2 separate regions of the Homo sapiens genome follow, and region 1 is linked to region 2. Evidence: read pairs that join two places in POLR2A ChIA-PET (ENCODE). Cell type or tissue: CD4-positive, alpha-beta T cell. All regions are shown on one strand. Links, peaks and the distances in the headings refer to the core of each region. The heading gives the core; the rest is flanking DNA. Region 1 overlaps COQ2 (coenzyme Q2, polyprenyltransferase). Region 2 overlaps PLAC8 (placenta associated 8).

Region 1 (15,234 bases), core at 1-8,000, 180 kb before region 2:
ATTTGCTGTTTTCTCCTCCGTGTTAACATGTTTATTTGTTATGACCCAAAGTCCAGACTAGGTATTAATACAACTTTGTATTCCTCTCTTGCAGATTTACACTCTAGACATCCACAGACCTGAGGATTGTTGGAATAAATTTATCTCCAACCGAACACTGGGACTAATAGTTTTTTTAGGGATTGTCCTTGGGAATTTGTGGAAAGAAAAGAAGACAGACAAAACAAAGAAGGGTATAGAGAATAAAATAGAAAATTAATGAATGAAATTTATCTAGGAATTTTTAAAACATTTTTTACAAAATATAATTAGATTTGAATACAAAATCTGATACAATATGTTAAAGAATTAAGAACCTGAAGATGAAGATTTAGAGCATATTTACCTGGATTTTACTTATTTGCTAGCAAAATTCCCCCTTGTCACAGAAACCAGGGACTCTTCAGGATTTGAGATGGCCTTGAGTATTTTAGTTGATACATTCTTCTGCCCATTATAATTCTCACCTGAAGTTATGGGGATTGCACGGGTTTTGGCACTTTAGAAAAAGCCTGATGTGGGTCTTACATAAATGAATGTCTGTATAAGAAAATGGACTCTTTTTTTTAGGGAAAAATAAAAGCAACTATGGGAAGTTGGGCCTTACTGTTCTTTATTGTGACCTTTAGTCACTGCCAAAAACTGTAATTTAGGAAACCAATTCTGTTTTTTTATGTTTTAGGAGAATTTAAATAACCAAATAGAAGTATTTAGCTATTATAGCCACATGTACCACTGTTTACCAACCCTGACTTTTATTTGGGAGATTTGGTCTCTGTGTGCAGTCACAGTGACCAGAACAGACAAGTGGGCAGTCACCAGAGACTACCTTGATTTTCTGTCTATATCTTTTTTATCTTATCCCATTATAGTTTATAGGATAGTGATATTTAAATGTTTACTGTTTTTTCCTTTACCTGCCCTCACCTTCACAATGTTCTCAACACAGTAACCAGAGTAATTCTCTTAAAACCTGAGTAAGGTCATGTCATTCCTCTCCCCAGAACCCTCCAGGATCTCCCTAGGTCACTCAGTACAAAACGAAAGTCCTACCACCTGCCAGGCCCTCCATGACTTGGCTTCATGTCTGACTTCTCACACTCACACCTGTAGCCCCACTGGCCTCACTCTTCCTTAAACAGGCTGGGCAGACTCCTACCCCAGGGCCTTTGCATTTACTGTTCACTTTGTCTGGAAAGTTCTCCCCAGATCATGTCTTACTCCTTCACTGCAGAACCTTTCTTAAATGTCACCTTCTCTAAGAGGCTTTTCTTAGCCATCTTCAAAAATCTCACCTGCAAATACCACCCATACTTCTGTCCCCTTGCTTTTTTTTTTCTCTTCAGCTCTTAATATTAGCAACCTGAACTATATCTTACTTGATTTAAATTGCTCTCATAGACAGTAGGCTATAGGGCAGACAGTCATTTGTATATGTGGGTGTGGGCAGCAGTAAATATAAAATTGCATGATGAGGGCGACGATGATGGTGATGATGAAGATGATGATGCAGCTAACAGCACTTACATATGCCAGGCACTGATAAGCATAGGAAAAATTATTTAACTGTTTACTCAGCAAATACTGAGCCACTGAAAATGACTTGGGTCAGTTGTTGCAGCTGTAACTTTGCTATAGCAGCAGTGAGTTGAAGGGGAGAAGAATTAGGAACATAGTACCCTACTTTTGAGGAAATATGATTGGCTTTGATTTTAACAGAATAGACAGAGTTTAAATCTATGTTGATTTCTGTTTTCTTACAGATACGACCCTATATTTTAAAATGCTTAAAACATCTTAACCCATTGCACTGGTTCCAATTAAAGAAGGGTGAGTACAATGTACTTCAATTTTACAACATTCTCCTTAGTTTATGAAAGTTAAAAATGGAACAGATTTTAAAATCACTAAAAATCCTGCAGCTTTTTTGTGATACAGGGGACAAGAGAACATAACATTAATTCATACATACTCAAAAAGCTTATTCTCAAAAAGCTGCTTAAACATAATTGAATTATTTTAGTTCTTTTTCATTTTTCCTCCCTTCTCCCAGTAGAAAACGCTGAAAAAATAATATAAATGGGTAAGGAACAGATTTTTGGAAAAGAAAAAACGATGAAGTAGATTATTAGTCTCTAGAATCACAGACTTAAGACAACTCGAGTTGGAAAGACACACAGCAGTCATCCATCTAGATCAGGAGTGTCAGTCCCTAGGAGAGTTGAAATGAGCATTGCCAGGAGTTTGTGATAGTTGAAATGACCAGCATTGCCGTGGGAATTTATTCAGTGAGGAGGGCCCTTGCCCTACTCTTCTGCTTCAAAGTCACTGTGAGTTTTTCAATAGAAATCATGTGAAAGAACTTTTTAAACTGTGGACAATTATCTACCACAATTTCATGATGGGGGTGGAGATAGGATGGGAGCTACAGGGTCTAAAAAGTAAATGAATACAACTATTCCAGCTCTAACTGACCTGTCCTCTGAATTCCCAGAGCACTTGGTGGGTGCCAGTGGAGCAGGAGCTGTGAATGCCAGTCACAGCCACAGCTTGCCAGGGTTGGAATCTGCTTTAACACCTATCAGTTGGGTGATCTTGGGCAAGTTCCCTGACCTCTCTGTGGCTCACTCGGGGATAATCATAATACCTTTCTCATGCATTTCAAAATTTTCTGTCTTCCCCTGCGAATGGAGATTTCATGGTAAGTGGGACCTTGTTTGTCTTATTCATTGAAATATCCCCAATATACCATATCACAAGGGCTGCCTCTCCCTCTTCCCGGATTTCTTTGCTAAATTGTTTAATGCCTCTACCTGATTTTTATAATCTGGCCTCACCCTAATGTTTCCTCCAACTGAAAGTACACCCTCCACCCTCTGGGTGCCAGTGGAGCAGGAACTAAGAACGCTATCATGACGACAGCTTGCCAGGGTTGGAATCTGCTGTAACACCTGCCTACCAGTTGGTTGCTCTTGGGAAAGTTCCCTGACCTCTCGGTGGCTCAAATACTCAAATAGGTATAATCCTAATACCTTTCTCATGGATTTAAAAATTCTCTGTCTTCCCTTGCGAGAATGGAGATTTCATGATCAGTGGGACCTTGTTTGTCTTATTCATTGAAATGTCCCCAGTATACCACACTGTAAGCACTCAGTAAACATTTGTAATTTTTGTACATCGGGTGAACTAACATTAGAGTTACTTGTCAGACCTGGTGTTAGGTGCAACCATTAGAAATTATTAATGCTGGCCAGTCACGGTGGCTCACACCTGTAATCCTAGCACTTTGGGAGGCCGAGGCGGGCGGATCACGAGGTCAGGAGATCGAGACCATCCTGGCTAACACTGCGAAACCCCGTCTCTACTAAAAATACAAAAAAATAGCCAGGCATGGTGGCGGGCGCCTGTAGTCCCAGCTACTTGGGAGTCTGAGGCAGGAGAATGGCGTGAACCTGGGAGGTGGAGCTTGCAGTGAGCTGAGATCGCGCCACTGAACTCCAGCCTGGGTGACAGACCAAGACGCTGTCTCAAAAAAAAAAAAAGAAAAAGAAATTATTAATGCTGTTCAACAACATAAAAAGTTGACTATGTGAGGTAACGTTACAAAAACATTTTCATGTACATATCATCAAAACTATATAAGAATATAAGTAATGCTGCTGTCTGCCCACCAGGTGGCCTTGCTCTGTAGGAGCAGTCACAACTCTTAACAACACTGGAGCGTAACACTGCCTTTTCGATAAAGCTGTTTTATTCTATCTCTGGCTTGCCCTTTGCCCTTCTTTCCTGGGCAAAGCCAAGAACCCTCGTGGACTAAGCTCCACTTTGGGGCTCATTTGCCCTGTATCAATGGTAACACCTATTTCTTAGGGTTAATGTATAATTTAGAGACTATGCAACACATTTAATATAGGTGCTGGCATACAGTAACTAATTTTTAACTTTAGAAATTAATCAGGCCAGGAATGGTGGCTCATGCCTGTAATCCCAGCACTTTGGGAGGCCAAGGCAGGTGGATCACTTGAGGTCAGGAGTTCGAGACCAGCCTGGCCAACATGGTGAAACCCCATCTCTACTAAAAATACAAAAAAAATTAGCCAGGCTTGGTAGCACACACCTATAATCAATCCCAGCTACTCAGGAGGGTGAGGGAGGCATGAGAATTGCTTGAACCTGGGAGGCAGAGGTTATACTATACTTCTTTTGTAAAATCTACTTTTTTCACTTAATATTTTCCCATGTCATTAATGCTTCTTTCAATATATTGATGTTTTTTGGCTGCATGGGTTTTTATCATATGTATGTACTGCAATTTAATTAATCCTATCATGGATTTTAATATTTACATTTTTTCCTTCTCACAAGCAGTACGGCCATGAATAGATTTGTATCATTGGGCATATCTGTGAATATTTCTGTAGGAAAAATCCTAGAAGCAGAATGTCTTTGTATGTGCATGTACATTTCCAGGGATTGGAGGGTAGGTATGGAGGGTGGAGTATGGTGGTAGGCACATTTTAAAGGATTTGGATTCATTTTCTCAAATTACCCTACAGAAAGCTACACATTGCTAATAGCAGTGCATGAGAGCCTCTTTCTCAGACCTTGGCCAATATGAAAGGATACTATTTTTAAAACTTTGACACATAGGCAAGAACAATATGTGGTTTCACTCACAACTCTGTGATTACTAAAGTAGTTGATCTTTTTCAAAGTGTTTATAGAGCATTTTTATTTCTTCTGTGTGAGTTGCCTTCATGTCTTTGCCCATTTGGTTATTGTTGTTGTTGATGTACGCTGCCTCATTCATTGATTATATCCCCAAGATCTGATATCTGACAGACTTGTGCTCTCATTTTACAAGATTATCGTGTTATTAATTGTGATGGGATTTTGGATTTCATGCTTTATACTGAACTATCTCTTCCATGGAGAAGGTAACATTTAACATTTTTATAGTTGTTCCAATTAATATGTATTATTCAGACAGTCCAAACATTTGTTGAACATCTGTGTGCAGGCACAGGCTAGTTGCTGCAAACACAGAGATTAATTAGAGTTTCTATCTTCAAAAAGCTCAGAATCAGTAGCTGGGATTACAGGCACGTGCCACCATGCCTGGCTAATTTTTGTATTTTTAGTAGAGACGGGGTTTCACCATGTTGGCCAGTCTGGTCTCCACCTCCTGACCTCAAGTGATCTGCCCACCTTGGCCTCCCAAAGTGCTGGGATTACAGGCATGAGCCACTGCACCTGGCCTCTCTCTCTTTCTTTCTTTCTTTTTGTAGAGACAGGGTCTTGCTTTGTTGCCCAGGCTGGTCTTGAACTCCTAGGCTCAAGCAGTCCTCCTGTCTCAGCCTCCCAAGTTGCTGGGATTAGAGACGTGAGTCAACCTCACTCAGCATAAATACTTTTTTTTTTTTTTTTTTTTTCAAATAAAATCGTACATAAAACCCCAACAAATACGTACAGATGGAAATCAGAGACAGTCCCCTTAAACTGAACCTTCCTTTCTTTTAGGATTGTCACAGAGCCCAAGTTGAAAACTATCTCTTAGAGATAAGAATGAACATTGGAGTCCCTACAGTTACTAACTGAATGACTTAGAGTGAACTATTTAAACCTCTCCAGCCTATCTCTTTATATCTAAAATGGGAATTAAAATAATATCTACCTCATGCTGGTGTTTTAAGAATTGCATGAGAAAATGATCTCATCTAAACTCCTGACTTTAAATGTCATCTGTATACTGATTATTCCCAAATGTGTACCTCCAGCCTAAACTTCCCTTTTGAACTTGCACTTGGCAGAATTGAATATTGAACTGCCTACTTGATATTTCAACATGAATGCCAAATAGGCACCTCCAGTTCAATATGTTCAAAACTGAACTCCTGATCTCAGCCTCAAACCTCCTCCTCCCACCCTTCTTGCCATCTCATTAATGGCATCTCCTTTTCCTTTTGCTCTGACCAAAACCTTGGAATCAACCATGACTCCTTTTTCCCACATTCCATATTCAAGACATTAGAAAAGCATATTGGTTCTACCTTCAAAATACATGCAGAATCTAATCTTTTCCTACCACCTCCACAGCTGCCACCCTGGCCCAAGTCCCTATCTTCTCCCCGCTGGATTAACACATTAGCCTCCTCACTGGTCTCCCTCCTTCTCCCTTGCCCCCTTTCATGTGTCCTCACCATAGCAGCCAGGCCGATCCTGCTACAACCAAAGCCAGCGTATGTCATTCCTCTAACTCAGAACCTCCCCATACCTCCCCATTTCTCCCAGTGTAAAGCCAAAGTCCTTAGCATGGCTGAAGGACCCTCAGTGAGCGGGCTCCTGCTGCCTTCTGGCTCTTCTTCCACTCCCTCCCTCGCCAGTGCTGCTGCAGGCCTTCTGCCGCTGCAGCCTTCTGGCCTCGTTGGGGTTCCTGGAATGCTTTCCTAGATGTTGCCATGGATACTTCCTCACCTCCTTCAGTATTTGCCCAAAAGTCACCGATTCAGTGAAACCATTGTCTTCATTTTCTAAGACTTAACACACACCATTACACAAACTTCTTTTTCTCTCTCACTGCTTTTTCTCCATATTAAAACATATGATATACAGTCATATGTCACTTACAGATGGAGATACTTTCTGAGAAATGCATCATTAGCCAATTTCATCCCTGTGCAGACATTATAGAGTTCATGTACACAAACCTAGATTGTCTAGCCTACTACACACCTAGGCTATGTGGTATATAGTCTATTGCCCCTAGGCTACAAACCTGCGTAGCATACTGTACTTCATGCTGTAGGTAATTGTAACACAATGGTAAGTATTTGTGAATCTAAACATATTTAAACACAGAAAAGGGCTAGGTGTGGTGGCTCACACCTGTAATCCCACCACTTTGGGAGGCCAGGGCAGGAGGATCACTTGAACCCAGAAGTTCAAGACCAGCCCAGGCAACATGACTAAACCCCATCTCTACAAAAAATACAAAAATTAGCCGGGTGTGGTGGCACATAGCTGTAGTCCCAGCTACTTGGGAGGCTGAAGTGGGAGGATTACTTGAACACAAGAGGTAGAGGCTGCAGTGATCGCGCCACTGCACTCCAGTTTGGGCAACAGAGTGAGAACTTGTCTAAAAAAAAAAAAAAAGAAAGAAACACAGAAAAGGTACAGTGAAAATACAATATAATCTTATGGAACCATTGTCCTATATGTGGTCCATCATTGACTATAACATTGCTGTGTAGCACATGACTGTAATTTGTTTTACTTATTTTCTTTGTTGTGTGTCCTCACTAACAAGAACCTAACTTCATGAGGGCACAGATATTTTCTGTTTGAATCATCATACTTTATTTCCAGTGTCTGGAATACTGCCTAGCACATAGTAAATTCTTAAAAAATATTTGTAGAATGAATCACGTATATAAAGCTTTTAACAGCACAGTATGTGATTCATTGCCTTCAGGCATTTTTAGCACTCTTTTTCTTCTCCAAAGGATTTATCTTTCCAGAAACCATCTATGAGGAACTGTTCACTTAAGAGGAAGCTGAGGCCGGGCACGGTGGCTCACGCCTGTAATCTCAGCACTTTGGGAGGCTGAGGCGGGCGGATCACGAGGTCAGGAGATCGAGACCATCCTGGCTAACATGATGAAACCCCGTCTCTAGTAAAAATACAAAAATTAGCCGGGCGTGGTGGCAGTCTCCTGTAGTCCCAGCTACTCGGGAGGCTGAGGCAGGAGAATGGCATGAACCCGGGAGGCAGAGCTTGCAGTGAGCCGAGATGGCGCCACTGAACTCCAGCCGGGGTGACAGAGTGAGACTCCATCTCAAAAAAAAAAAAAAAAAGAGGAAGCTGATTTTTCAGATTCTATTTCAGGAGAACAATTTTAACATTCAGTTTCTAAGCCTGAGTTTTTTAAATGGTGTTAGTTTAGAGGGGTGGGGGAAAGGTGGGGACAAAAAGTGGAGAATTTGTAAAAATTATAGATGAATTTTAAAAGGGATATCCCACTGGCTACAGTGGCTCAGACCTGTGTCAAAAAAATAAAAAATAAGGCCAGGCACAGTGGCTCAGGCCTGTAATCCCAGCACTTTGGGAGGCCGAGGCTGGTGGATCACCTGAGGTCAGGAGGTCAAGACCAGCCTGGCCAACATGGTGAAACCCCGTGTCCTAAAAATACAAAACAGCCTGGCATTATGGCAGGTGCCTATAATCCCAGCTACTTGGGAGGCTGAGGCAGGAGAATCGCTTGAACCCAGGAGACAGAGGTTGCAGTGAGCCAAGATCACGCCACTGCATTTCAGCCTAGGGGACAGAGCAAGACTCTGTCTCAAAAAAAAAAATATTTAAAATATATATATATATATCTAGGGATATCCTACCCATTAACGAAGTATAAATTCATGTAAAGAAATGGAAAGTAATGCATGCAAATGTTAACTAGATTTATATTTGTTTATCTCGTTTAAAACTCTTCAACAATCTTGAAAATTCAAGTTAGTAATTTTTTTCTTAGGCAGCATTGGCATAGTAACAAACTGAAATAATCATGGCTTTTACTTGCTTTATACTTAAGCAGTAGAAATGTCAACACAGCATCTGGGAAAGAATTATTGGGATCAGAGGTCATGTCCCATTGCAGGAATGCCTCATAAACATAAATTGCTTTCAGTTTACATCATTTCCTTGAAGAGAGGAAAGTGTTAAAGACATTTTAACACTTTAGAATCTGCAGGAAGTTTATGGCTCTGATCAATATTTTTTAAATACTGCTAAAAATACACACTAAATATTTTATTTTATTTTATTTTATTTTTGAGACAGAGTCTCACTGTCACCCAGGCTGGAGTGCAGTGGCATGATCTCAGCTCACTGCAACCTCTGCCTCCAGGGTTCAAGCGATTCTCGTGTCTCAGCCTCCCAAGTATCTGGGATTACAGGCGCATGCAACCATGCCTGGCTAATTTTTTATTTTTAGTAGAGGCAGGGTTTCACCATGTTGGCCAGGCTGGTCTCGAACTTCTGACCTCAGGAAACCTGCCTTCCTCGGCCTCCCAAAGTGCTGGGATTACAGGCATGAACCACCGTGCCTGGCCAAAATACACACTGAGTATTTTAAACAAATCCACTTAAAAACATGTTACAAATCAAAAAGTTTTTAGCACAGATCAATTAATTACTAATTGAAAATTGTTAAGATCTCTGAAACATGGAAGAATGTAAGGAAAGGGATACAATTTTATAATTTTTTCTCATTCATGTATTCATGTTTCTGATTTTCTTCATTCTGTTTTTAGCTGGTCTTTATGTGTGCATAGATAGGCTCTGCTTTAAAATAAAATGTGAATGGAAGTTACACACATGAACGTTTTTCAAGAAGTTGGAACAGCAAGTGCATAAGCCTTGACATGGGGATGAATGAAGCAGATTCGGGTAACAAGAAGGCCAGATTTCTAGTCTTGTTTCCATAGTCCACAGCCATCCCATATTATAGCAAGTGGTAGTGAAGATGTAGAGTAACTGGAACTCTTATACATTGCTGGTAGAAATGCAAAATGGTTTTGTCACTTTGGAAAACAGTTTGGCAATTTCTTTTTTTTTTTTTTTTTTTTTAAGTCAGAGTCTTGCTCTGTCACCCAGGCTTGAATGCAGTGGCGTGATCTCAGCTCACTGCAACCTCCACCTCCCAACCTCCCAGGTTCAAGCGATTCTTCTGCCTCAGCCTCCCAAGTAGCTGGGACCACCCACCCCAAACTCCTCAAGTGATTTGCCCACCTCGGCCTCCCAAAGTGCTGAGATTACAGCCATGAGCCACCGCACCCGGCCTGGTTTGGCAATTTCTTATCATTGACTATGCACTGAGTATAAGACCCAGCAAAATCACTCCTAGGTATTTACCCATGAGGAAAGAAAACTTACGTTCACATAAAAACCTGTCCATGAATGTTAATAATAGCTTGATTCATTATAATCCCAAATTGGAAAAAAAAAAAGCTTTAATGTCCTTCAGCTGGTGAAAGAATAAACAAACTACGGTACATATATAATGAAATACTATACGACAATAAAGAGGAACAGACAACTGATATATGTAGCAAAATGCATGAATCTCAAATGCATTATGCTAGGTGAAGGAAGGCAAACCCAAAAAACTATATACTACATGATTCCATTTGTGTGATAATCTGAAAAAAGCAAAACTGTAAGTACAGAAAACAGACCAGTGGCTGCCAGGGACTGGAGGTCAGAGGAGTATCTGACTACAAAAGGGAAGGAGGAGATTTCGGAGGATGATGGAACTGTTCTATATCTTGATTGCAATGGTTTGACATAGTTATAGGCATTTGCCAAAACTCTTAGGATTGTACCCACACACAAAAGGTGAATTTTACTGTATGCTAACTATACCACAATTTTTAAAAAGTGAACAAAAGTCATTTTTACCAAGTTAGGGTGAGAATAATCAGAATTATATTGTTGCCATCCTAATTAAGTTAGGGGCTAAATTTTCATTGCTGTAGATATGCCTGCATATGGAGTTGTGTTCTGGAAAAACCAACTCTTTTCTGAAACCTACAGCCCTTCACTTAATCAATATTTATCAAGTACCTATTATATGCCATACACTATTCTAGGTTCTGAGGATACCTCAGTGAACAAGACATATCCCTACCCTCCTAGAACTTGCATTTTAATAAGTGAGTAACTCTGTAGGTAAATAAGTGCATAGGCTACTTTAAATAATATAATGTAGTGGTAAGTTGTTATAAAGAAAACTAAAGCCTGGTGAAAGAGAGTTATGGGGAAAGGAGGCTATTTTTGATAGAGTACTAAGGAAGGATTTCCAAGTGACAGTTGAACAGAGGTTTAATTGATGTGATGGAGCTATGTGAATACCTGACGGAAGAGAGTTCCAGGAAGAAGGAAAAGCAAGTGTATCAGCCTTGAAACAGGGATGAACCAGGCAGATACAAGGAACAACAGGAAAGCTAGATTTCTGCTCTTGCTTCCATAGCCCATTACCATGCCACGTTAAATGGAGATAATTTTAATTTATACTTATCATAATAGTAAAATTCCAGGGAAAATTCGTTTATCCCTCCCAAAATGAGAACTTGAAGGTACCATAATGCATAACTACTGTCAAAAAAAAAAAAAAAAGTGGGAAACTGCAAATTTGCCAGTGTTCTCAGTTGTAAACCGGTCAGTTTAGGCACACATTTTCTCTGGAGGACATTAGAAAACTCACAGAAATGCTGGGAAAGCTGAAGAACCAGTGTGCTTGTTATTAATTTATTGCCTCTCAGCTCTAAATCCGTCCTTCATTATCTACTCTGCAATAGTGGAGTTGAATCCTGTAGACTTTTCTCCTTTGCAGTGAGTGGGATGTCAGACTTTTTCAGTAGAGGGCGCTGGAGGGACCCTGCAGGAGGAAAGGGCTTCTTCCTGGTCGGGCGTGTTTCCATTTGCTTCTTGCTTCTGCTCCTGGCTGTAAGCAACATATGGCAGGGACATCCAGTAATGCTCCTCCCCAACTATTGCAGGCTAAATTGTGTCCCCCCAAATTCATGTTGACATCCTAACCTGCAATACCTCAGAATGTGACTGTATTTGGAGATAGGGTCTTTAAAGAGGTTATTAAGGTTAAATGAGATTACTAGTGTGGGCCCTAATTTGATATGCCTGGTGTCCTTACAAGAAGAGGAGTTGAGGACACAGACTCCCACAAAAGGAAACATGTGAAGGCACTGGTGGAAGACAAGCCAAGGAAAGATGCCCCTAGAAGTAACCAGCCCTGCCAACACCTTGATCTTGGACTTCTAGCTGCAGATTGTGAGGAAATACATTTCTGTTGTTGAAGCCCCCCAGTCTGTGGTATTTTGTTGTGGGAGACCTAGCAAACTAACATACCAGTGTGCACAGAGAGGGCACAGTCCCTTGGCAAGCCACCAGCTCCAGTTCTGTGACCACCTGGCTGCATGCAGCCCTCCTAACACCAGGCTTCATGACAAGCAGTCAGTAAAGGGGTTCTTGATGCCCTCAATCCCTGCACAGGTCCATCCACTAGCCTCAGCCCTCTCCTACACCTCGGAGTGGTTTGCCAACCTTCTCACGTGCATCCCAGAGACATGTTTCCCACTTGGTAGTCCTAACTGTGGTTTTCTGGCCAGCCTCCGTCCCCCTGCTCCCTAGAAGAATATTACCTGCCTGTCCAGTGACTTAGACTGGCTCTGGCCTGGATCAACCCAGCAAACTTGTCCACCCTCCAGTGGACTGCAGCCACACCTTCTCCAGCAGAGCTTGAATTCCAGCTTGACCAGAGGAATCCCTTCCAAGTTTGCTTCTTCCTCAAGTATTTTTCTCAGCTCTAGAGTACTCTTTAGCATTCTGCTTACCCCTTTTAGTTATTCCCCTCCTCTAGTTAATACTATTTATTAAACTTTCCCTGTTCAAATTACACTCCGATTCTGGACTAGTACAGAATCCAACTGCCACAAAATGGTGCTGGGAGTAGTCCTAGGAGATAGACCTGCGGAGGTGGGATTTGAGGGCTGACCCTGTCCTTGGAGTTCAGCACAGTGCTGAACTCCTTAGCAATGGGAAATGGGAAGCTAGTGACCTGTGGCATGCAGGGACATCACACATCAAGCTAGCACTTGTGGCTAATTGTAATGAAGTTGTAACCAAAGCAAGTGTCTTAGGAGCCCAAATGGCAGTTGCAACTAACTGTTACGGCAGTACATGATGCCTGTAAGGAATGTACTGTGGGACAGATTTTTCTGAGCATACTTGAGTAGTAACAGAAAAATGACAAACCCAAATCCTTTAACTCTGAGCTCAAGTCATTGTTAGAGGACGACAGAGCTTTGAGGATAGCCCTAAAAGAATCTTTTATTGCTCACAGCCAGAGGGCTGATATTGCTAAAAAATTAAACATAAAATTTAAGGGTGTGGGTTGCTGACTTACAACAATAGTTGAATGTATAGTTTTGAGCTTCCCTCTCCTGTGGAAGTAGCTTGCTCTTGGTAGAAGACTAGCCTTCCTCTGCTTAAATATCTGTGTTAAGCTCATCTGGGGACAGATGCCTTAAAAGGAGTTACTCATTCTCTAAATCTACCACAACCACCCCTTGTTGCCACTAGACTCATGATTATTGCCAAAGCTCAGCAAGTTCCAGTAGGACAGGGATCCACCATGACCCAGCAAGAAATAGTTTATACGCCAAAAGAATTGCCACACTTTTCTAATGTGTATCTTCAGAGACCTGGGGAACATGTGTGGAAGTACATCCTAAAGATGTTCGAATGAGAATAGTGGGATAGAACACTAGAGCAGGCTAACTTCATTCCTATGAGCGCACTTTAACTAGACAGCTTTCCTGTCACAATATGGAAGAGAGACTCCAAAGGCTTAGGGCGATAGGCAAATGGGACTGGATTTACCATGTGCAAACTGCATGCCCAGCCCCCAGCATGTTCCAGGAAAAGAGTCAGGAGACAACTCCCTGCACTAAGGCACCAGCAGACTGGAAAAGCTCTGTGGGTGTCTCCTTTGCAGGCTACGTGTGGCTGTAAAGAATGCGACCATTGAGAGAGGCTTCCAGATTTCAATGGGGATGATGGAATCCCAGAGAGGCAGAGTCAAAGTGACTGCATTTAACCACCAAAGACAAGAAGCGTGGACATATTTACAATACAGGGCAGCAGGAACATAGTGCTAACCAGTTGCCTTAGCTCACAAAGATCTGTGGTGGTAATTGATCATAGTGTTCCTAGGAACAAAATGGATGGGTAGTCAAAAATGTAGCTTGCATCATCATAGTAAAAAGTCACAGCCTTTTACCCAGTTTTCAGACTTAATAAATTTACAGATGCAGAGGGTCTTGATTGAAGAATGTCTCTGGTGGCCCACCCTAACCAGAGCCATGCAGGCAGAAGAACTGTGGGACATGTAGTTCAGTCTAGCCAAGTTGACAATTATAAAGCCACCACTCCTAAGGAAGGCGCAGAGCAGCGATTTGACCGTAGGTGGTCAGGAGTCGCAGCCTCCACTCTTGACTGTTACTCTATTTTGCCTCCTTGGGGTACAAGGTGAAAAAACCCTCAACCCTGGTCTGGAGGGCCTGGAACTCCAGCTGACACCCACCACAGTGTGAGTGATGAGGAAAACACAAGGCAACTGGATCCAGTGGCAAATCTGCCATTTTAAGGGGGATGATTATCTTGTCTTTTCTTCTCTGAGGAAAGAGGCTTCTAGGAAGCTGTACCTGGTGGCTGTTTGTTCATGATGCTACTGTACTGATAAACTCAGACCTTCCTAGGTGGGCACGTAAGGCCTGCTTATCCCCCAGCTAGGGTGAGCAAACCTCCTGGTTTGCCAGGGCATGGGAGTATCTGCACTCAACTATGAAAATACTGGGCAAACCAGCACCCCCAGAATCTGGCAATCCAGCCACCACTCAGCTGCTGCATTGTTTGGGAGGGAGGACAACAAAACAGTACGATGATTTGCTCAGATTTTCTCCCTACTATTTTGAATCTATTAAACAGATTACAGAGACTTTTGGCTCTACTTCAGGATAGAATCAGGTGTGTTAATGTAAGTGTAATATTTTGTAAAGCATACATACTTTTGCTGGGTGCGGTGGCTCACGCCTGTAATCCCAGCACTTTGGGAGGCCGAGGCAGGCGGATCACCTGAGGTCGGGAGTTCGAGACCAGCCTGACCAACATGGAGAAACCCTGTCTCTACTAAAAATACAAAATTAGCCGGGCGTGGTGGTGCATGCCTATAATCTCAGCTATTTGAGAGGCGGAAGCACGAGAATCGCTTGAACCCGGGAGGCGGAGGTTGCGGTGAGCCGAGATCGTGCCATTGCACTCCAGCCTGGGTAACAAGAGTGAAACTCTGTCTCAAAAAAAAAAAAAAAAAAGCATACATACTTTCGAGTCTACATATTCTTTGGCCGTTAGTGTGGATTCCAGTAAGATGGTGGAACATTTACCATAAGCTCAATAGATGGAGAGTTCATTGAGGCAGCTTCGCGGCCCAGAACTACATAAGGTCTGTCATACATTTTCTTTGTAAATAAACCTGAGTTAAAAATAACTTTCTGGCTGGGTGTGGTGGCTCATGCCTATAGTCCCAGCACTTTGGGAAGCAGAGGCAGGAGGATCACTTGAGC
Region 2 (16,290 bases), core at 4,741-12,740:
ATCTCTACTAAAAAGTAAAAATAAAAATAAATAAAATTTTAAAATAATAAATATTAATCTAATAATAGTATATAGTACAGATTGTACAGGATGAGGCCAGAAGCAAAGATGGGGAGTTAGATCATTCCAACACTGTTTACTTAAATAAATACATGAAACAATTTGGATCAAATATCTACCCACACATTCATAGTAATGAGTCCTGATAGCTCAAGTGTTTTCTTTAACCTCAGGGAAAATATCTCACTGAATCTTTAGGTGGGTTTGAAGTAAAATACCTTGGCGGTCCTGACTCCTCCTCATCAACTTGGACCCTACATCACTCACTGGCAATAAAACTTTAGACAAACAGATATCGAAATGGGGAGCTAAACAAGAGAGAAAGAGCAAGGAATAACAACATGATTTACGTTAAAATAGATTGAGATGAAGGACATAGGAATCCACTGGAAAAGCTCCCCATAGTCCAAACTGGGGCACTTTGAGGAACAAAATAAGGTCGTGTTAGATTATAACCCAAAGTATAAAATATCTATGAGTTTGTGCTGACATAAATGACTGAATAAAATTTGAAAATTGAAAAAAAGTATGTATGTTGAAAGCAGGGAAAACTGGGAATTTTGAGAGCAAAGAAGTGGCAGGAGAATTTCTGTATGGGAGAAGAGACACATCTCCCATATGGAACTCCAAATATTTAGGTAGATACTCCTTCCTCAAGGAGAGCGGCATGATTCCCCACCCTGAAGTGGGGGTTTGCATAGTGACTTCCTTCCAAAAAGTACAGCATGAAAAGTACAGCATGCAAGTGCACTCTCTATACTGTATGGAGTAACTCCACAATGGAGAAACCTGACACAATGACCTGAGCCAGGTAATCAACGTCACCATCATTGGTAATAAGTCATATTGATAGTTTGCACCCCTGATTTGATGTGATGAGAATGGCACTTTACCTTTGTGGTCTTCTCCCCAAAACCTCTTAACTCCAGTCTAACCATGAGAAAAACATCAGACAAACCTAAACTGAGGCACATTCCACAAAATACCTGACTACTCCTCCTGAAAACTGTCAGGGTCATCAAAAACAAGGAAAGGCTGAGAAACAGTCACAGTTTAGAGGAGCCTAAGAGAAGATGACAATTAAATGTAATGTGGTATGCTGGATGAGATGCTGGAACAGAAAATTAAAGTAGGTAAAAACTGAGTAATCTGAAGGTAGTATGGGCTTTGATTAGTAGTAATGCATCAGTATGGGTTCATTAGTTTTGACAAACCTCCCATGGTAATGTAAGATGTTAACCAACAGGAAAATTGGGTGCCAGATACATGAGAGCTCGCTGTACTATCTTTGCAACTTTTCCGTCAATCAAAAATGATTCTGCAATTAAAAGTTTATTAAAAATTATAAAAGTACCTTAAGAAAATTCAAAACTCTTGTGTGTCCTTTATAGGTGAAAAGCTCTTACCGAAGCAACAAAATTCAGCAGACACCTCTTCAGCTTGAGTTCTTCACCATCTTTTGCAACTGAAATATGATGGATATGCTTAAGTACAACTGATGGCATGAAAAAAATCAAATTTTTGATTTATTATAAATGAATGTTGTCCCTGAACTTAGCTAAATGGTGCAACTTAGTTTCTCCTTGCTTTCATATTATCGAATTCGAATTTCCTGGCTTATAAACTTTTTAAATTACATTTGAAATATAAACCAAATGAAATATTTTACTGATAAGATTCTTCATGCTTCTTTGCTCTCCTTAAAATGTCTTTTTCACTAGTTAGTTCCAAGGGTCAGTCTCATAATTTTGTTCTTATACTTTGATTTCCTTTTTCTTTTTTTTTTTTTTTAATAGAGTTGGGGGATCTTTCTTTCTTTTTTTTTTTTTTTTTTTGAGATAGAGTCTCGCTCTGTTGCCCAGGCTGGAGTGCAGTGGCGTGATCTCAGCTCACTGCAACCTCCACCTCCTGGATACAAGCGATTCTGCTGCCTCAGTCTCCCGAGTAGCTGGGATTACAGGTTCCCGCCACCATGCCCAGCTAATTTTTGTATTTTTAGTAGAGACGGGGTTTCACCATCTTGGTCAGGCTGGTCTCGAACTCCTGACCTCGTGATCCACCTGCCTCGGCATCACAAAATGCTGGGATTACAGGCATGAGCCACCGCGTCCAGCCTAGAGTTGGGGGTCTTTCTATGTTGCCCAGGCTGGTCTTGAACTCCGGGCCTCTAGCAAGCCTCTCATCTCAGCCTCCCAAGGTGCTGGAATTACAGGTGTGAGCCACTGCACCATACTTTGGTTTCTTAGCAGGAGATTTTGGTTCACAGTAACCCAGCTCTCTTTCATCTAAGAACTTTAGATGAGAAAAAAAAAAAATAGACTACAGATAACTATTCCCAGGCAGTTATGGTACATTTAGCCAACACTTTTGCCTCTTCTCATGTTATCTGTTAGTATTAATGCTGACAAAGCAAGATTTTTTGCGAAACAACACACCAAGCCTTGCTTTTACACTGCATTCCTCAGGAGGTTGTTTATTGTGTTGTTGATTTTCTTTCCCTTTTGAATATGAGATATCAGAGTAAGAAAACTCTGATCAGAGTTTTCTGAAAACTCTTATCAGAGTAAGAAAAATTTGATCAATGATCAAATTCAGTGACTCAATTTTGGTTAAATTTTATCCATCAATAGATGGATAAAAGTGTAAAATGATTTTTTTCACATTTCTTGTCCCATTTGATCCGTCAGCATCATTTTGCCCTGATGAAAATCTCACTTCCTAATTTCCCCTAGTTCTCCTCCTACACTTCTGATTCCATTTCATTTGTTGGGGTGGGGGAAGTAAGAGGCAAAACTATTTATCTTATACACTTATTGTGAAATCTCAGTGAGACAAAATGTCAAAGCACCTGGAACTTAGTAGGCACTCAACAAATTCAAGCACTCTGCCCTTTCCTCCACTTACCCTATAGCTGTGGGTGCTTTGCAGGGTTCTAGCTTGAGTCCACTCCTTTCACATCTCACGTTCCTAGATAGCATCATCTACTCCCATGGTTCTAACTGCCTCTTAGGACCCCAAAGTCTGTACTTCCAGTTTCTCCCTTACTATTGATCTTCAGAATGTCTCTCTTGCTAGCTGTGAAAATGAGTCCATCTGGATGTCCCCTAGACCTTGTCTACCCAACAAGTCCAATGATATCACTTAGTTGTTCAAGGTGAAAAATCCAGGTACCAATGACCCCTGAATTGCCTCATCGCACCTTTCTCCTTTTCCCCGATATCCAATCAGACACCCACTCTGTCACCGATACTCCACTTGAAAGCCCCAAGGGGTGATCTATTTTGTTTGCTGCTGTATTCCCAGTGCCTAGAACAATGCCTGACACCAGTAGGTATCTACTCAATCATTTTGTTTGCTGCTGTATTCCCAGTGCCTAGAACAATGCCTGACACCAGTAGGTATCTACTCAATCACTTATTGAATGAATTAATCTGTCCTCTCCTCTTTGCTGACATAAATGTAGTCCAAACCTTATTACCTCTTTGGCAAATCATGTTCATACCCTCTAAACTAACCTTCCTGCCTCTAGAAACTCCAGCTTCCCTTGCCTTCTCTCCAGTCCATCCTATACACTGTGTACCATGAGTTAAATTGTGAATTTTTTGTTCTTTTCTTTTTCTTTTTCTTTCTTTCTGTTTTTTTTTTTTTTTTTTTTTTTTTTTTTTTTTTTTTTGAGACATAGTTTCGCTCTTGTTGCCCAGGCTGGAGTGCAATGGCGTGATCTCTGCTCACTGCAACCTCCACCTCCCGGGTTCAAGCAATTCTCCTGCCTCAGCCTCCTGAGTAGCTGGGAATACAGGCATGTGCCACCACCCCAGTTAATTTTGTATTTTTGGTACAGACACGGTTTCTCCATGTTGGTCAGGCTGGTCTTGAACTCCTGACCTCAGGTGATCCACCTGCCTCGGCCTCCCAAAGTGCTGGGATTACAGGCATGAGCCACTGCGCCCAGCCAAATTGTGAATTTTCTAAAACAAACAGACCCCAGTATTTTCCTTGGTTCTTCACAGTGTAGCCTCATTTTACCTCTTTAGCCCACTCTCCTGCCAATTCTTCACTCATAAAATTCCCAATCTTCCCTGCCTTCAACATACATACTTTTTTAAAATTTCAAATTCCAATTGTTCATTGCTGGTATATAGGAAAGCAATTGACTTTTGTACATTAACCTTATATCCTGTGACCTTGCCATAACTGCTTATTAGTTTCAGGAGACTTTTTGTATGTGTTTCTATATAGACAATCATGTTGACTGTGAACAAAGACAGTTTTATTCCTCCTTCCCAATCTGTATAAAGCTACATTTCCTTATCTGGTCTTATTAGCTAGGATTCTGGTATGATATTAAATAGGAACATGAGAGTAAACATCTTTGCCTTGTTCCTGACCTAGGGGAAAATCATATAGTCTCTCATCATTAAGTATGATGTAGGTTTTTTGTAGATATTCTGTATATGATTGATGAAGATCCCCTCTATTTCAAGTATACTGAGCATTTTTTTTTTTTTTGAAATGGAGTCTTGCTCTGTCGCCCGGGCTGGAGGGCAGTGGCGCGGTCTCAGCTCACTGCAAGCTCTGCCTCCCAGGTTCACGTCATTCTCCTGCCTCAGCCTCCTGAGTAGCTGGGACTACAGGCGCCTGCCACCACGCCCGGCTAATTTTTTTGTATTTTTAGTAGAGACGGGGTTTCACTGTGTTAGCCAGGATGGTCTTGATCTCCTGACCTCGTGATCCACTCACCTTGGCCTCCCAAAGGGCTGGGATTACAGGCGTGAGCCACCGCACCCAGCCTTTTTTTTTTTTTTTTTTAATTAGAGACGGGGTCTTGTTTTGTTGCCCAGGCTGGTCTCAAACTCCCGAGCTCAAGTGATCCTCCTGCCTTGGCCTCCAAAAGTGCTGGGATTACATGCATACCTGGCCTACTGAGCATTTTTATCTTGAATGAGTGTTGGATTTTGTCAAATGCTTTTTCTGTACCTATTAATACAATCATGATTTTTTCCTCTTTAGTATGTTGATATGATGGGTTACATTAATTGATTTTCAAATGTTGAATCAGTCTTGCATACCTGGAATAAATCCCACTTGGTCATAATATATCATTCTTTTTACACATTATTGCATTTGATTTGCTAATATTTTGTTAAGGATTTTTGCATCTATGTTTATGAGAGACTGTAGTTTTCCCTTTCTTGTCATGTCTTTATCTGATTTTAGTATTAGAGTAATGCTGGTCTCCTAGAGTCAGTTAGGGTGTGTTCCCTTAGCTTCTATTTTTTTGGAAGCTATTGTAGAGAATTGGTATGATTTCTTTCTTAGAAAAAAAATTTTAAGGAAATATTTCTGGGTCAAAGATTTATTTCTTAAATGTTTGATCAATCATCAGTGAACCCATCTAAGCCTGGTGCTTTCTATTATAGAAGGTTATTAGTTATTGATTTAGTTTAACAGGTATAGGCCTATTCAAATTTTCTATTTCTCCTTGTGTGAGTTATGGAACACTATTCCTTTCAAAGAACTGGCCCATTGCATGGGTTTGGGCCATAATCCCAAAAGACACAATCTTGAATGTTATAATCCCAAATGATGAAATCCTGAAAGATCAAAATCCCTGAAGTCCAAAATCCCCAAAATTCCAATCCCAAATGATTAAAATCCTGAAAATATAATTCTTGACAAAATAATTTTAAAAATTCTTTAAAATTCTTTATTTATATTTTTTAAAGGAGATTTGAGAAACATAAAAACACAACAGAGCACTTCATAGACCATTTTAGACAATAAAACAGGAAATAATAACATACTTTTTTTATTTTTATTTTTTATTGAGACAGGGTCTCACTTTGTCACCCAGGCTGGAGTGCAGTGGTACAATCTCAGCTCACTCCAACCTCCGCCTCCTGGGCTCAAGTGTTAATTTTTGTATTTTTACTACAGACAGGGTTTCACTATGTTGGCCAGGCAGGTCTCCAACTCCTAACCTCAAGTGATCCGCCCACTTCAGCCTCTCAAAGTCAGGGATTACAGGTGTGAGCCACTGTGCCCGGCCTCCTCAGTCCATTTTTAATACTGAAGGTATAAATTGTATAAAGATGTTTAGAAAGTTCTAATTCATTTTATGCATTTTTGCAAATTTGACTCCATGAAAGTGCATTATCACGAAGCTGAATTTGTGTAAGCATTGTGCATGTATGTAAAAACATTGCAACTTCCTCAATAAAATATCTTCTTTTTGTACATCCATATTTGTGAAAGATAAAATATTTTGAGATCTTGGCTTTTTGGGCAACTGCATGTGTGGTGGTAACTCACTGCGGATTTTTATTGATTTTGTCAAAAGACTTATATTGTCCATCTTGGTATTTCAGATGACCACAGTTATAAAGTTGAGTGCACACAATTACCAATCATATATGTTAATACATTTTACTTTTTGGCCTATTTCTTTATGAATACAGTTCATCTACTCATAACTCTTATACTTATGAGACTGTTGTTAGGATACCTGAATGTTTATGCTTGCAAAGATACGTGTATTATTGGCCGGGTGTGGTGTGGCTCATACCTGTAATTATAGCACTTTGGGAGGTCGAGGTGGGAGGATCACTTGAACCCAGGAGTTAGGGACTAACCTGGGCAATATAAAATAAATATATTGTAGAGTTGAGGCCTACGGGGCTTAGCAGGTGTTCTCGCCATGTACGGAGATGAGAGATTGTAATAAATAAAGACACAGGACAAAGAGATAAAGAGAAAACAGCTGGGCCCAGGGGACCACTACCATTAAGACACGGAGACAGGTAGTGGTCCCGAATGGCTGGGCACGCTGATATTTATTGCATACAAGACCAGGGGGCAGGGTAAGGAGGGTGAATCTTCTAAGTGATTGACAAGTTGAAGCAAGTCATGTGATCATAGGACAGGGGGCCCTTCCCTTTTAGGTAGCTGAAGCAGAGAGAAGGTGGCATACATCAGCGTTTTCTTCTATGCACTTATAAGAAAGGTCAAAGACTTTAAGCCTTTCACTATTTCTTCTACCGTTATCTACTACGAACTTCAAAGAGGAACCAGGAGTGCTGGAGGAGCATGAAAGTGGACAAGGAGCGTGACCACTGAAGCACAGCACCACAGGGAGGGGTTTAGGCCTCCGGATAACTGTGGGCAGGCCTGGATAACATCCAGCCTCCCACAAGAAGCTGGTGGAGCAGAGTGTTCCCTGACTCCACCAAGGAAAGGAGACTCCCTTTTGCGGTCTGCTACGTCGTGGGTGTCTTCCCAGACACTGGCATTACCGCTTGACCAAGGAGCCCTCAAGCGGCCCTTATGCGGGCGTGACAGAAGGCTCAGCTCTTGCCTTCTAGGTAACTTGTCACAATGTGCTTTCAGCACCTGACCCTATACCCGCTGGTTATTCCTAGGTTATATTAGTAATGCAACAAAGAGTAATATTAAAAGCTAATGATTAATAATGTTTATAATAATGATTGATAATTGTCCACGATCATCTCTATATCTAATTTGTATTATGACTATTCTTATTCTATTTTCTTTATTATACTGAAACAGTTTGTGCCTTTAGTCTCTTGCCTCGGCACCTAGGTAATCCTTCGCCCACAATATATAATAATTAAAAAAATTAAATTTAGCTGTTCATGGTAGCACCTGTAGTCCCAGCTACTCAGGAGTCTGAGGCAGGAGAATCGCTTGAACCTGGAGGCGGAGGCTGCAGTGAGCCGAGATCGTGCCATTGCACTCCAGCCTGGGTGACAGAGCAAGACTCCGTCTCCAAAAAAAAAAAAAAAAAAATGAGGAGACAGAGAAAAATGGAGGAATAGAAGACTGCAGCTATCATCCCCCTCCACAAGGACACCAATTTAACAACTTCATGAGGTGTTAAAAATCAGGTGAGCACTCATAGTACCTGCTCTTAACTTTATAATGCTGAAAGAGACACCGAAGAAATAGCAAAAACAGTCCTGAATCACTGACGCCCCTCTGCCCCTGCAGCTGTGTTGTGGTACTGAGGATATCTCTGCGTGCACGGGAGGGAGAACACAGCAACTGTGATGCACTGAACTCAGTGCTGTCCTGTTACGGCAGGAAGGAAAACCACACCCAACTCAGCTGACGCCTGCCCATGGAGGGAGCATTTAATAACAGCCCTACCCAGAGGGGAATCACTGATCCCAGTGGTCTAAACTTGAGTTCCTGCAAACCTCACCACCGAGGGCTACAGTCTGGGTCTCCAAGTAAACTTGAAAGGCAGCCCAGGCCATGAAGACTGCAGATCTCAGGCGAGTTCTAGTGCTGAACTAGGCCCAGAGGCAGTTAACTGGGAGGGCAGGTGACATACTGAGACACCAGCTAAGGCAGCCAAGGGCGTGCTGGCGTCACCCCTTCCCTAACTCCAGGCTGCACAGCCCGTGGCTCCAAAGGAGACCCTTTCCTTCTGCTTGTGGAGAGGAGAAAGAAGAGTGGGGAGGACTTCATCTTGCATCTTGGATACCAGTTCAGCTGCGGCAGAATAGGGGACTGGGAAGAGTCGTGAGGCCCCCATTCCAGGCCCTAGTTCCCAGATGACATTTCTAGACACACCATGGGTCAGAAGGAAACCCACTACCTTGAAGAAAAGGACTCAGTCCTGGCAGCATTCATCACCTGCTAACTGAAGGTTGGCAGGACCCTGAATAACCAGCAGTTACATTTAGGTACTATGTCAAGGCCCTTGGTTGAGCCTCTGAGACTTGCTGGCTTCAGGTGAGACTCAGCACATTACTAGCTGTGGTGGCAACAAGGCAAAACTCCTTCTGTTTGAGAAAAGCAGAAGGAAAAGTAAAGAGGGCTTTGTCTTGCACCTTAGGTACCAGCACAGCCACAGTGGGGTAAAGCACCAAGTGGGCTCTTGAGGTCTCCGATTCCAGGACTTGACTGTTGGACACCATTTCTGCACCTGCCCCAGGCCAGAGGGGAACCCATTGCCCTGAAGGGCGAGTCCCAAGGCAGGAAGCATTCAACACAAGCTTGACTTAAGATACCTCGATGCTTAAGGGAATATTGGAGGTAGCCTGGCAGTACTCCTCGTGGCCTGGGTTGACAGTGGCTATGGGGTGAGGCTCCTCTGCATTTGGGAAGGGAAAGGAAGAGTGGGAAGGACTGCATCTGGTGGTCTGAATACCAGCTCAGCCACAGTACAATAGAACACCAGCTAGACTTCCAAGTTTTTTTACTCTAGTCCCTGATTCCCAAAAGGCACCTCTGGACTCACCTGGGGCCTGGGGGACCTCACGGCTCTGAAGGGAAGGACACAGGCCTGGCCGGCTTTGCCACCAGCTAATTGTAGAGCCCCAGGGCCTTCAGCAAACATAGGCAGTAGCCAGGAAGTGGTTACAGCCAGCCTTGGCAAGCCCCACTGCTGTGCTGGCTTCAGGTCTGACCCAATGCAGTCATAGTGGTGGTGGCCACAGGGATGCTTGTGTCACTCCACCGCCGGCTTTATGTGGCTCAGAACAAGGAGAGTGAGACTCTTTTTGCTTGGAAGAAAGTAACAGAATGGAACAGGAGTCTCTCTGCCTGATAATGCAGAGAATTCTTCTGGATCTTTTCCAAGACCATCAAGGTAGTACCTCCATGAGTCTGCAAGAAAACAGTGTTACTGGGATTGGGGTGCTCTCTAAATCAGATACAGCTTACATCACAATATCCAAGTACTTTCAAATATCTGGAAAGCCTTTCTAAGAGGGATGGGTACAAATAAGCCTAGACAGTGAAGACTACAATAAATACTTCACTCTTCAATGCCCAGACACTGAAGAACATTTACTAACATCAACACCATCCAGGAAAACATGACCTCCCAAATGAACTAAATGAGCCACCAGGGACCAATCCTGGAGAAACAGAGATGTGTGACCTTTCAGGCAGAGAATTCAAAATAGCTGTGTTGAGGAAACTCAAGAAATTCAAGATAACACAGAGAAGGAATTCAAAATTATATCAGATACATTTAACAAAAAGATTAAAATAAAAAGAATCAAACTGAGATTCCAGAGCTAAAAATGCAATTGGCATACTGAACAATGCATTAGAGGCTTTCAGTAGCAGAATTGATCAAGCAGAAGAAAGAATTAGTGAGCCTGAAGACAGGCTATTTGAAAATACACAGTCAGGGCCAGTCATGGTGGCTCATGCCTGTAATCACAGCATTTCAGGAGGTCGAGGCAGAAGGATCACTTGAGCCCAGGAGTTTGAGTCTAGCCTAGACAATGTAGTGAGACCCCCCCCCTCCTTAAAAAAATAAAAAAGGCCAGGCGCAGTGGCTCATGCCTATAATCCCAGCACTTTGGGGAGGCCAAGGCAGGTGGATCACCTGAGGTTGGGAGTTCGAGACCAGCTTGACCAAGATGGAGAAACCCTATCTCTACTAAAAATACAAAATTAGCCGGGTATGGTGGCACATGTCTGTAATCCCAGCTACTTGGGAGGCTGAGGCAGGAGAATAGCTTGAACCTGGGAGGCGGAGGTTGCAGTGAGCCAAGATCATACCACTGCACTCCACCCTGGGCAACAGAGCCAGGCTCCATCTCAAAACAAAACAAAACAAAAAAAAGAGCTAAAGAGAGAGTTAGGCCCCAATACAATAATAGCTGGAGACTTCGACACCCCACTTTCAGCACTGGATGGATCTTCCAGGCAGAAAAATCAATAAAGAAACATCAGACTTAATCTGCACAATAGACCAAATGGATCCAGTAGATAATTACGGAACATTTCATCCAATGGCTGTGGAATACACATGCTTTTCCTCAGCATATGGATCATTCTCAAGGATGGATCATTTTAATAAGAAATTTAAAAATTTCTTGGAACAAATGCTAATGGGAGCACAACATACCAAAATCTATGGGATACAGCAAAAGCAGTACTAAGAGGGAAGCTTATCGTTATAGTGCCTACATCAAAAAAGAGGGAAACTTATAGTGCCTACATTAAATAAACAATCTAATGATGCATCTTAAAGAATTAGGAAAACAAGAGCAAACCAAATCCAAAATTAGTAGAAGAAATAATAAAGATCAGAACAGAAATAAATGAAATTAAAATGAAGTAAACAATACAAAAATCAATGAAACAAAAAGTTGGTTTTTTGAAAAGTTAAGCAAAATTGACAAGCTTTTAGCCAGACTAAGAAAAAAAGAGAGATCTAAATTTACCTTCAGTATTGAAAATAATGCGAAGATGAAATACATAGCATATCGAGTTGGCATTATGTGTAAAGGGGCAGAAGCCATACATGATTAAATAATTTGGCATAAGAGATTTCTTGTATTTTTGGCCTGTGTTTTCACTTCTATGATCTTCAAAACACTCACAGTACTTGTATTTGGGGAGTGGTTGTGGTCTACAAATTTCGTAAGTACCTGCTGTCCATCTGAAAGTCTGGTTATTTCTCAGCCATTGCAATTAGGTGATTTTCTACGTTTGCAGCACGAATAACAATTAACTTTTAAACTGTTTCACTGTTAAGTAGCCTCATACACTTAACACAGCCTTTTTGCAAGGGAACAATTTCACAGATCTCTTCCATTGTGTGGTAAGCAATACAGTAAGAAGAAATGATGTTCAGCTTCCCCAATACCAAATCTGTATTAGTCAGGGTTCTCTAGAGAGACAGAACCAATAGGATATGAGAGGAAATTTATTAGGGAACTTGGCTCATGCAATTATGGTGGCTGAAAAGACCCACGGTGAGGCCATCCGAAAGCTGGAGACCTTGGGATACCGGTAGCATGGTTCAGTCCAACTCCAAAGGCCTCAGAACCAGGAAAGCTGATGGTGCAACTATCCATCTGAGGCCAAAAGCCTCAGGATCCAGGGGGCCACTGGTGTAAGTTCCGGAGTCCGAAGGCTGGCAAACCTGGAGTTCTGGGTCCAAGACAGGAGAAGAAAAGTCTGTCCCAGATCTCAGAGAGAGACCAATTTGCCTTCTATATTTGTTCTGTTTGGGACCCTGGTCAAGTAGTTGGTGCCTCCCAACAATGAGGGCAGATCATCCCCCACTTAGTCCACTCAGACTCACATTCTAATCTCTGAAAACACTCTCACAGCCACATCCAAAATAATGCTTTACCAGGTTTCTAGGTATTCCTTAATCCATTCAAGTTGACACCTAAAATTATGTCCACTGTCCACCCCTTGTCAATTTGGCACTCATTTGCATCCCCTTAAATCACACTTAATTTCCAAATAAAGACAAAAAGGCTATGGTTCTGCTTGACATGACACAACTAACATGATGCAACCATCCTGTGTACAACCAAAAAATACACTAATCCCCTTCCCCAGAATTTGGCTTTCAGGGTTTCAACATTGAGGATTTTAATCTTTTGGGATTGTAATTTTCAGGATTTTAGACATGAGGGATTTAGACTTTAGAAATTTTGAACTTTAAGGATTTTGATCTTTTGGGACATCAACATTTGGGGTTTGGCATTCAGGATTGTGTCTTTCAGGATTATGATTATGAGGCAGAATTGCTTGAACCCGGGAGGCAGAGGTTGCAGTGAGCCAAGATCACACCACTGCACTCCAGCCTGGGTGACAAGAGCAAAACTCTGTCTCAAAAAGAAAAAAATTCCATTGTTGTCTGAGAACATACAGTGTATAATTTCTATTCTTTTACATTTTGAGGTGTGTTTTATGGCCCAGGTTGGTCTACCTCAGTGAACGCTCCAAGTGAGCTGACAAGAGTGAGTACTCTGTTGTTGCAGGACGAAGCAGTCTATGGATGTCAATTATATTCAGTTGATTGGTGGTGCTGTTGAGTACAACAATGTCCTTACTGATTTTCTACTTACTGGATCTGTCCTTTGCTGATAGGCATTGAAGTTGAGATCTCCAACTATAATAGTGGATTCATCTATTTCTCCTTGCAGTTTTATCAGTTTCTGCCTCATGTATTTTTTGATACTCTTGCTGACACTCTGATTTTATTTTATTTTATTTTATTTATTTATTTTGAGACGGAGTTTCACTCTGCTGCCCAGGCTGGAGTGAAGTGGTGTGATCTCAGCTCACTGCAACCTCCACCCCCAGGATTCAAGTAATTCTCCTGCCTCAGCCTCCCAAGTAGCTGGGATTACAGGCATCCGCCACCATGCCTGGCTAATTTTTGTATTTTTAGTAGAGATAGGGTTTCGCCATATTGGCTAGGCTGGTCTCAAATTCCTGACCTCAGGTGATCCACCTGCCTCAGCCTCCCAAAGTGCTAGGATTACAGGCGTGAGCCACCACGCCTGGCTGACACTCTGGTTTTAAATAAGCATTTTATCATTCTATTTCTCTCCTCTCTTAGCATAACAATTATATTTCTTTAAAAAGTTTTTTAATAGTGATTTAGAGTTTGCAATATACATTTACAACTAATCTAAGTCAAGTTTCAAATAACACTATACTGTGTCATGGTTGTGCGGATACTTCATAACAGGGTATTCCCAATTCCTTCCTCCCATCACTTACACTCCAGTCATTCACTTCAGTTATCCCTAGGCTATAGCTATCCACACATTGTTGCTATAATTCCTTTAAATAAAGTTATCTATTAAATCAATTAAATTTTTTAAAAAGATTTTACCTTCCTGTTTTTTTGCTCTGATACTCTTCCTTTCTTTATGTAGATCTGAGTTTCTAATCCATATCATTTTCCTTCTCTCTGGAAACCTTACTTTAACATTTCTTGCAAAGTATGTCTCCTGGCAAAAAAAGAATCCTTTTTTTTTTTTTTGAGACAGGGTCTCACACTATCACCCAGACTGGAGTGCAATGGTGCAATCTCAGCTCACTGCAACCTCCACCTCCCTGGCTCAAACAATCCTCCCATTTCAGCCTCCCAAGTAGCTGAGACCACAGGCACACACCACCATGCCTGGCTACTTTTATATTTTTTGTAGAGACGGGGTTTCGCCATGTTGCCCAAACTGGTCTTGAACTCCTGGGCTCAAGCAATACACCTGCCTTGGCCTCCCCAAATGTTGGGATTATAGGTCTGAGCCACTATGCCCAGCCTTAAATTTCCTTAGTTTTAGTCTTCATTTCTCCTTCACTATTTCTTTTTTTCAATTTGATTTTCTCTTTGCTTTTCTCCTTCACATTTGAAGGATAATTTTGCTGGATAAAATCCTATGTTTGTGAAGTTTTTCTTTTAACATCATAAATATTTCCATTCTGGCTCTTGCTTGCATGATTTCTGACAAGAAATCCAATGTTATTCATGTTTCTCTATATGTGTTTTTTTCTTCTGGCTTCTTTCAAGATTTTATGTTTTTGGTTTTCTACAGTTTAGATATACATCTAGGTGTCAATTTTTTGGTAGTTATTCTGCTTGGCCTTTTCTTAGCTTCCTGGATCTGTGGTTTAGTGTCTATTATTCATTTCAGAAAATTCTTAAACATTATTTCAAATTTTTTTTTTTTTTTTTTTTTTTTTGAGAAGGAGTCTCCCTCTGTTGCCCAGGCTGGAGTTCAGTGGCGTGCTCTCGGCTCACTGCAAGCTCTGCCTCCCGGGTTCATGCCATTCTCTTGCCTCAGCCTCCCGAGTAGCTGGGACTACAGGCGCCTGCCACCACTCCTGGCTAATTTTTTGTATTTTTAGTAGAGACGGGGTTTCACCATGTTAGCCAGATCTCCTGACCTCGTGATCCGCCCACCTCGGCCTCCCAAAGTGCTGGGATTACAGGTGTGAGCCACCGTGCCCGGCCTATTTCAAATATTTCTTCTCTTCCTCTTTCTTTTCCTTCTGGTATCCCCATTACACATGTGACACGACAGAGTCTCGCTCTGTCGCCCAGGCTGGAGTGCAGTGGCGTGATACCAGCTCACTGCAAGCTCTGCCTCCCGGGTTCACGCCATTCTCCTGCCTCAGCCTACCAAGTAGCTGGGACTATAGGCACCCACCACCACTGGCTAATTTTTTGTATTTTTTAGTTGAGACGGTGTTTCACCGTGTTAACCAGGCTGGTCTCAATCTCCTGACCTTGTGATGTGCCCGCCTCGGCCTCCCAAAGTGCTGGGATTACAGGCGTGAGCCACCGCGCCTGACCACATGTGACACCTTTTATATTGTTCTCCAGTTCTTGGATATTCTGTCCCAATTTTTTTTTTTTCATTCCTTTTTCTCTTTGCATTTCAGTTTAGGAAGTTTCTATTGACATATTATCAGGCTGTTTCTTTCCTTGGCCAAGTAGACTAATGATAAGCCCATCAAAGGCATTCATTTCTGTGAGAGTGTTTTTTTCTTTATTTCTAGCATTTCAAATCTTTAGAGTTCCCATCTCTCTGCTTATATTACCGATCTGTTCTTGAACTTGTCTATTTTTTTCCATTAGAGTCCTCAGCATGTTAATCATAGTTGTTTTAATTTCCTGGTCTGATCATTCCAGCACTCCTGCCATATCTTAGTCTGGTTCAGTTGCTGGTATAGCTCTTCAGATTGTGTTTTTTCTAACCTTTTAGCATGCTTTATAATTTTTTGGTTGAAAGCCACACATGATGCATCAAGTAATAGGTAATGAGGCTTTTTTTTTTTTTTTTTTGAGACAGTCTTGCTCTGTGTCCATGACTGGAATGCAGTGGCACAATCTCGGCTCACTGCAACCTCTGCCTCCCAGGTTCAAGTGATTCTCCTGCCTCAGCCTCCCAAATAGCTGGATTACAGGCGTGCACCACCACACCTGGCTAATTTTTCTGTTTTTAGTAGAGACGGGGTTTTGCCATGTTGCCCAGGCTGGTTTTGAACTCCTGGTGTCAGTGATCCGCCCACCTCAGCCTCTCAAAGTGCTGGGATTACAGGCATGAGCCACCGCACCCAGCCAGTAACTAGGCTTTTAATATGAGGCTTTATATTAATTTGGATAGGAGCTGGGCTGTATTTGAGGTTTACTGTAGCTGTCATTGTTACCATTTTACTTTTTTATATATATTTATTTTTACCATTTAAGAAAATATCTAAATAATTACCATTTTAGTGTTCCTAGCAGTCACTGACCAGCAGCCTCTTCTCCCAGTAAGCTGATCCCAATTGTGATTCTCTGTATTTGCCTGTCTCTCCAGGGTTTTGAGTGGTGGTTTGTCCTATGACTTTAATTCTTCCATGGATCTAAGAAAAGCCATTGATATTCCAATCTGTACAGTTTTTTGTTTGTTTTTGCTGTGAGGAGGGATGTGATGACTTCCAAGC

The links. ChIA-PET counts read pairs that join two places held together with the same protein. Peaks named below come from ENCODE experiments on the same cell type or tissue, not always from the same donor. Only the 100,000 strongest peaks of a DNase experiment are listed, where the experiment ranks them.
Region 1: POLR2A ChIA-PET joins it to region 2 with 14 read pairs; 14 of 35 experiments call an interaction of 5 or more read pairs at or near these places.

What each region holds. Positions count from the first base shown.
Region 1 is chr4:83,249,224-83,264,457 of GRCh38, reverse strand. COQ2 (coenzyme Q2, polyprenyltransferase) reads left to right here. Exons shown (of 7, transcript NM_001358921.2): 7 at 95-634. The coding sequence ends at 259. Among named protein-coding and RNA genes, the nearest start is that of COQ2, 28 kb to the left of the region's middle. In CD4-positive, alpha-beta T cell, for the core only: CTCF peaks have their summits at 3,507 and 3,706 (motif pointing right); a DNase peak (open chromatin) is centred at 3,727.
Region 2 is chr4:83,076,133-83,092,422 of GRCh38, reverse strand. PLAC8 (placenta associated 8) reads left to right here. Exons shown (of 5, transcript NM_016619.3): 5 at 1,452-2,375. Among named protein-coding and RNA genes, the nearest start is that of PLAC8, 30 kb to the left of the region's middle. RefSeq lists an enhancer at 8,021-8,070. In CD4-positive, alpha-beta T cell, for the core only: a CTCF peak has its summit at 7,998; a DNase peak (open chromatin) is centred at 8,122; H3K27ac peaks cover 1,687 bases.